3 separate regions of the Homo sapiens genome follow, and all the other regions are linked to region 1. Evidence: read pairs that join two places in POLR2A ChIA-PET (ENCODE). Cell type or tissue: PC-9. All regions are shown on one strand.

What was found. Peaks named below come from ENCODE experiments on the same cell type or tissue, not always from the same donor. Only the 100,000 strongest peaks of a DNase experiment are listed, where the experiment ranks them.
Region 2: POLR2A ChIA-PET joins it to region 1 with 31 read pairs; 26 of 35 experiments call an interaction of 5 or more read pairs at or near these places.
Region 3: POLR2A ChIA-PET joins it to region 1 with 10 read pairs; 26 of 35 experiments call an interaction of 5 or more read pairs at or near these places.

The regions. Positions count from the first base shown.
Region 1 is chr11:78,038,767-78,041,266 of GRCh38, forward strand. The region is part of intron 1 of NDUFC2-KCTD14 (NDUFC2-KCTD14 readthrough); the gene reads right to left. It also overlaps a transcript of KCTD14 not described here. Among named protein-coding and RNA genes, the nearest start is that of KCTD14, 17 kb to the left of the region's middle. RefSeq lists an enhancer at 822-1,778 and a silencer at 1,415-1,474. In PC-9, no CTCF peak of the experiment used is centred here; DNase peaks (open chromatin) are centred at 1,425 and 2,392; H3K4me3 peaks cover 785 bases; H3K27ac peaks cover 2,094 bases.
Region 2 is chr11:77,981,819-77,984,318 of GRCh38, forward strand. The region is part of intron 2 of INTS4 (integrator complex subunit 4); the gene reads right to left. Among named protein-coding and RNA genes, the nearest start is that of INTS4, 12 kb to the right of the region's middle. In PC-9, no CTCF peak of the experiment used is centred here; no DNase peak of the experiment used is centred here.
Region 3 is chr11:77,987,862-77,990,361 of GRCh38, forward strand. The region is part of intron 2 of INTS4 (integrator complex subunit 4); the gene reads right to left. Among named protein-coding and RNA genes, the nearest start is that of INTS4, 5.6 kb to the right of the region's middle. In PC-9, no CTCF peak of the experiment used is centred here; no DNase peak of the experiment used is centred here.

The DNA.
Region 1 (2,500 bases):
GAAAGAGAATTTCTTAGAAGACTATCAGTGTTCACAAAGGACGAGGACCAGGAGTTCAGAGGGCCCAGGCCAGGAGCCTGACTGGAGCCACACTGCAGAACTGGATGGCTACTGCTGCTGTGGTCACGGTCAGGCCCGGATGTACCAGGGGCTGCCAGCAAAAGAATCCCATCTCTTGCAAGGGATTCCATAGCGGGAGCAAGGGCCAGGAATTGGCGCCCTGCCTAAAACTCATGGGAATTTCCCCAGAAGGGAGAATATGGGGCTAGGAGGGAAGGAGTAGAGTCTGGACTTTAGATTACAAAAAAAAAAAAAAAAACACAAAAAAACAGGTGTCTCTGACCACAGGGTTGGGCTGAACTGAATTTCAAGAGGACCTTGAACTGGGACAGGGTTGGTGCCACCCCTACTACATATATATCCACTAACAAAACTTGAATCATGCCATTTAAAATATTTATTTAACCAGGCCAGGTGCGGCAGTTCATGCCTGTAATCCCAGCACTTTGAGAGGCCGAGGCAGGCAGACCGCTTGAGCCCAGGAGTTCAAGACCAGCCTGGAAAATGTGGAGAGATCCCATCTCTACAAAAAATACAAAAAAAATAAATAAAATTAGCCAGGTGTGGTGGTGTGCTCCTGTAATCCCAGCTACTCAGGAGGCTGAGGCGGGAGGATTGCTTGAGCCCCAGTAGTTGAGGCTGCAGTGAGCCATGATCTCACCACTGTACTCCAGCTTGGGTGACAGAGCAAGACTCTGTCTCAAAAAGAAAAAAAAAAAGAAAAGATTTATTTAAACATGTATGAGCCTGGGGCAACATGGTGAAACTTTGTCTCTACAAAAGAAAAAAAAATAGCTAGGCATGTTGATATGTGTCTGTAGCCCCAGTTAATCAGGAGACTGAGGTGGGAGGATCACTTGAGCCCAGGTGGTTGAGGCTGCAGTGAGCCAGTCTGGGAGACAGAGTGAGACCCTGTCTCAAAAAAAAAAAAAAAGTGTACTCATTTTTTCCACCTGGTATCGTGACGATTTCCCCCATATGAAGGGCTCTTCTGTACCACTTTTTAAAATGGCGACAGAGCATTGTGTTGTATGAATGTATCATAAATCTACTAAGCCACATTTTACTTCTTTCTTCTCTCCTTCCTTCTGTATTTTTTCTCTCTTTCTCTACTATAATAGTGCTGCAGTGAGCATCCTTGATAGCTAAGGCACTGTGCAAGGAGTAGGCACTTTTTTGAGCTCTTATTCAGTGTTTCCAAATTACTAAGAAAGCTGTGCCCACCATCCAGGCACACAGAGTGTGGCTGCCCTGTTTATGTTTTTGCCCCATGTTCAGAGTCTGACCTCCAACAGACTTCCGGGGCTGCAGGCAAGGGCTGAAACCAGAGCTGGCCGCTGGCCAGGAGCTGAGAACCAAGCCAAGGCTGCCCCCGTTTCCCGTGTCATGTCTTCCTGGAATCTGAAGTACGGGCATTTTTTCTGGCTGATTCAAAGTACCCTCAGAAACTCACTTCCTGCTCCATGTTCTTTTTCCTTTCTCCTGTCTTCTCCTTCTCTCTTCCTTGTCTCTTTTCTTTCTTTCTTTCTTCTTTTTTTCCTTTCTGTTTCCTCTTTCTCCCTCCACTTCTTCCTGTGTCTCTTCTCTCTTTAACTCTGCTCCTCTTTCTCTCTGGCTCTTTTCTCTTTGTGTGTCTCTCTGCTGTTTTCTTCCTCTTTTGCCTTCTTTCTGCACCTTTTAATTTTCTCCGCCTGGAATCCAGCCTCATTTCTGTGTCTTTTCTCTGTCTCTTCGGTGGCTGTCTGTCCTCCATCCACCACTCCTGTTCTGTGAGTCATCCCTTCCCCAGGGAGAGAAGGCAACCAACATTCTCCTTGCTAGGCCTTGATTTTTTATTTTATTTTATTATTTTTTTTTTTTTGAGATGGAGTTTCACTCTTGGCCCCCAGTCTGCAGTGCAATGGCGTGATCTTGGCTCACTGCAACCTCCGCCTTCCGGGTTCAAGCAATTCTTCTGCCTCAGCCTCCCAGTAGCTAGGACTACAGGTACGCATCACCACGCCCGGCTGATTTTTGTATTTTTAGTAGAAATGGGGTTTCACCATGTTGGCCAAGCTGGTCTCCAACTCCTGACCTCAGGTGACCCGCCCGCCTCAACCTCCTGAAGTGCTGGGATTATAGGTGTGAGCCACCGCGCCCGGCCACTAGGACTTAATTTGAATGGAAGGTGATTTTGCCTCTCACAAAGGACAAAGCTAACAGATCTCCGAAGTGGGAGTTGCCTGGTAAGCCAGGTTGACCCAGGCACTCTGGGCTTCAAGGATTGGGAGACACACAGTCTGTCAAGCTTCCATTAGAGGCTCTATCACCCCAGGGGCCAGCACACTGGGTCTGATGACTCACCAGGGCGGCACTGGCGCAGTGGCAGCAGGATGTAGGTAGGGGCACTGGAGTTTATGATGTTGCTGCAGGGAGCAAACCTACTGTGTGTGGGTGGGCT
Region 2 (2,500 bases), 57 kb before region 1:
GTGCGTGATCTTGGCTCAATGCAACCTCTGCCGGGGAGACAGCTTTCTCAGTTGATACATTACATCCAAATACTGCAAAGTGAATGAGAACTTTTCTATGCCATTCTGATGTCATTATCTTCTAATAAAAAACGTGCCACTGGCATTAAAAGCACCTGACCTCCACTGAGTAGTCATGTTAGACACAAGTCAGAGCAACTTGCACCAACAACTGGGTATACAACATTGCTGCCAGTACCACTGCTTTTGGAGTCCCTGGAAAGTGAGTGTTGCAGCTACCACTGCTATCACCAGAAAGAATCTTTCATTCTACCTGTCTTTTTTTTTTTTTTTTTTTGAAACAGGGTCTCACTGTCTCCCAGGTCAGAGTGCAGTGGCGCCATCATGGCTAACTAGAGCCTTGACCTCCTGAGCTCAAGTGAACCTCCAACCTCAGCCTCCCAAGTAGCTGGGACTACAGATACATGCTACCACACCTGGCTACTTTTTTTTAATTTTTAGTAGAGATGAGCTTTTGCTTTGTTGCCCAAGTTGGTCTCAAACTCCTGAGCTCAAGCAATCCTCCTGCCTTGGCTTCCCAAAATGCTGGAATTACAGGTGTGAGCCACCACGCTCAGCCCTACCTGCTTTTTTGAATCACCAGATCCTGATTAGAAGTCTGGAGGAGGCAAGTGTGACTGTCTGAGTGTAAGTCTTGTGCCTGGGCCCCAGCTGCAGGGGAGACTGACAAAGAAATAGTCTGGCTGTTTTAGCTTAGAGAGAGGGAGGTGGTCTCTAATGGGCACCAAAATTCCTGTGGTGAGAAATTTCCTCCAAAGACAAACAGGAATGCTCTCTTGTTCACTGCCATATCTCAAGAATATAGCACAATACCTGACACTGAAAAGATCAATAAATATATGTGAAATGAGAGGAAAAAAAGTACCTAACCAGTGCTGAGAATAGATCATCTTTCTATACTAAAGACAAAATTACTTAAGTGTATGCTCAAAGGATAAGGTGCTTTTCAAATAAGACCAACTCCCTGCCTCCTATATTCAGTTTCTAAGGAGGTCACCAGGCACAATAAGGAGGCCTAAAGCAGGAGAAGGGGCAATAGATACAGCGTTGGAAGATCTAAAATCCTGGCATGCTATGCCACTTATTATGCACATAACTTTAGAAAAGTCACTTTCTTGGGAACTTACCTTAAGGTGTGAAGTGAAGCAGAAAGAGAAAGGGCTTTGAAATTAGCCAGATGTAGGTGTGAAGCCTGGATTCACTACACAACAGCTGTATGTCTTAAACAATTAACCTCTCTGAGCCTTATCTGTGAAATGGGGGTAATAACCTCAGAGGGCTACTGAGAGGAAAATTACTAGCACAAAAATGGGCATATAGTAAGCAGTCAAATAACAGTTCCTTGATCTTTATTATTTTCTTCCTTCTACTAAGTTTGGGTTTAGTTTGCTGTTTTTCTAGTTTTGTTTTGTTAAATAATAGAGACAGGGTCTCACTATGTTGCCGGTTTGGTTTTGAACTCCTGGGCTCCTGCCTAGGCCTCCCAAAGTGCTGGGATTACACGTGTGAGTCACCATGCCCCAGTCTTCTTCTAGTTCTTTAAGTTGTAAAGTTAGATTCTTGATTTGAAATTAGTAACAGAATATATTAACAATTCCAAAACTGAACAAGAGAAACAACCCAAATCAAAACTGGGCAAAGAACTTGAATAGACATTTCTCCAAAGAAGATATACAAATGGCCAAATAAACACATGAAAAGAGGCTCAACATCACTAATCATTACAGAAATGCAAATCAAAACTACAATGAGACACCATCTCATACTCGTTAAGATGGCTACTATCAAAAAACAGAAAACAAGTGTTGGCGAGGATGTAGAGAAATTAGAATCTTTGTGACCTGCTGGTGGGGATGTAAAACAGCAAAGCCACTGTGGAAAACAGTATGATGGAAATCGCTTCTGGGCCTTTTGGCTAAGATCAAGTGTAGGAAAACAGTATGGTGGCTCCTCAAAAAATTAATAATAGAATTACATATGATCCAGCAATTCCACTTTTGGGTATATACTCAAAAAAATTTAAAGCAGGGTCTTGAAGAAATATTTGGACAAATATGTTCATAGCAGCATTATTCACAACAGCTAAAATGTGGAAGCAATGCAAGTATCCATTGGCAAATGAAAAGATAAGCAAAATATGGTATATACACATAATGGAATATTATTTAGCCTTAAAAAAGAAGGAAATTCTGACATAGCCTAACACATGGATAAACCTAGAGGATATTATGCTAAGTGAAAAAAGCCAGGCACAAAAAGACAAATACTTTATAATTCCACTTATATGAGGTACTTAGAGCAGTTGAAATCACGGAGACAAAATGTAGAATGAGACCGGGCACAGTGGCTCACATCTGTAATCCCAACACCTTGGGAGGCCAAGGCAGGCAGATCACCCTACGTCAGGAAGTTTGAGACCAGACTGACCAACATGGCAAAA
Region 3 (2,500 bases), 51 kb before region 1:
CACTCAAAAAGATGCCAGGCACAGTGGTTCATGCCTGTAATCCCAGCACTTTGGGAGGCTGAGGTAGGTGAATCGCTTGAGCCCAGGAGTTTGAGACCAACCTTGGTAACATGGTGAAACCTCATCTCTATCAAAAATATAAAAATTAGCCAGTCTCATAACCCAGTCTCTAGATAGATAGATACGATTTTTTAAAAAATTTTTTAAAGAAAAGAACAACAAAAAAAGAAAGCCTGATTTTATTCACGTAAAACATAAGTGAAACATTTATAATGTCCCTTCAATGTTCCTAGGAACCTGCCAGGCACTGGGATAGAGACTAATGGATCTGCAGCCTCTGAATTTACGGAGCTCAAAGTCTGAAGGAGATAGACACATATGGCAAACAATTGCAACGCATAAGACTTAACAATTGTGCTAATGGACACCGTCCAGTGCCCAGAACAAAGTCTGATATATATTTGTTGAGTAAAATGTATCACAAAAGCATCAATTAATTCATTTATTCATTCAACAAATATTTATTTTACCAGGCACTGTTCTTGATTCTGTAGAAACAACAATTAAAAAACATAAAAATCCCTGCTCAAGGGAAGCTTATGTTCCTGCATGGGGAAATGGACAAGGAACATAATTAACAAGAAATTATACAGAATATTAGAAGATGGTAATTACTATGGAGAAAACAAAATCAAGGAAGGGGACTAGGAAGTGCGGGGTGGGGATAGGCAGTTTCGATATGAAACAGAAGGGTAAAGGAAGACCTCAATGTAACGGTGACATTTGCATGCTGATAGCTGCAATATGAAGTACAAGTCACCATTTATAACATAGTCTTAAAATTGTCAAAAATATGCTTAACTTAAATCTAACAAAGCCTATAGATCTAACTTTCAGTTCATAGTAAATACAGAGAACAGAGGAACAAGTTAATCCTTAAAGAAGTAAATGAATTCAGAAAACAAGACATTTTACAAAAGAACTGTCTCAGTTTCTTCATCAAATCAATGTCACCAAAATAGTAACTGTTGTAGATTTTTGAAAAGACTGAATGCCATGTGGGGACCTGGTTTGCATTTTGATTTGAATACATCAACTATAAAAAGGTACTGGGAGAACAACTACAGAAATCTAAATATCAACTAATTCTTAGATGACATTAAAGAATTACTTAACTTTATTCATTAGGGTTAGGTGGCTATGTTAAAAAATAAAAAGTCCCTCTACTTTCTCATAGCAGTGAGAAAAAAAAAGAAAACAACAAAAAGGTATCCCTTTTTAATAGATATGTAATGAAATAATTAGAAAAAAATGACATATCTTTTTAAAAATTCAACAAAACAAGGCTGGGCGCGGTGGCTCACACCTGTAATCCCAGCACTTTGGGAGGCCGAGGCAGGTGGATCACCCGAGGTCTGGAATTCGAGACTAGCCTGGCCAACATGGTGAAACCCCATCTCTACTAAAAATACAGAATTAGCTGAGCGTGATGGCGCACTCCTGTAGTCCCAGCTACTTGGGAGGCTGAGGCAGGAGAACTGCTTGAACCCAGGAGTGCTATTACACTCCAGCCTGGGCAACAGAGTGAGACTCATCTCAAAAAAAATAATAACAAAATAAAATAAAATTCAGCGAAAAAATAGAGCAAATTTGGCAAAATACTAATAACTGTTAAATTCTAGGAATGGATATTTGGTAGGTCACTATAGTATTTTATCTACTTTTCCATAAGCTTAACAATTTGGGGGCTGAGTGTGGTGGTTCACACCTGTAATCTCAGCAATTTGGAAGCCCAAGGAGGGTGGATTGCTTGAGCCCAGGAATTCGAGATCAGCCTGTGCAACATAGCAAAGCCCTGTCTCTACAAAAAAAAAAAAAAAATACAAAAATTAGCCAGGCATGCTGCACATGCCTGTAGTCCCAGCTACTCAGAAGGCTGAGGCAGGAGGATCAATTGAGCCTCGGAGGTCGAGGGTACAGTGAGCCGTGATAGCACCACTGCACTCCCGCCTGGGCGAGAAAGCAAGACCCCATCTCAAAAATAATAATAGTAATAATAATAATGATTTTTGGGCTGGGAATGGTAGCTCACGCTTGCAATCCCAGCACTTTGGGAGGCCAGGGTGCATGGATCACTTGAGGTCAGGAGTACAAGACCAGCCTGGCCAACACAGCAAAACCCCACCTCTACTAAAAATACAAAAAAAATTAGCTGGGTGTGGTGTCACACACCTGCGGTCCTAGCCACTCTGGAGGCTGACGCAGGAGAATCACTTAAACCAAAGAGACGGAGGTTGCAGTGAGCCAAGATTGTGCCACCACTATACTCCAGGCTGAGTGACAGACCAAGTCTCAAAAAAAAAAAAAAAAAAAATGCAAAACTTAGCCTGGAGTAGTGGCACGTCTGCAGTCCCACCTACGTGGAAGGCTGAGCCAGGAGAATCACTTAAGCCCAGGAGTTCCAGGCTACAGTGACCTATGATGATGCCACTAAACTCTA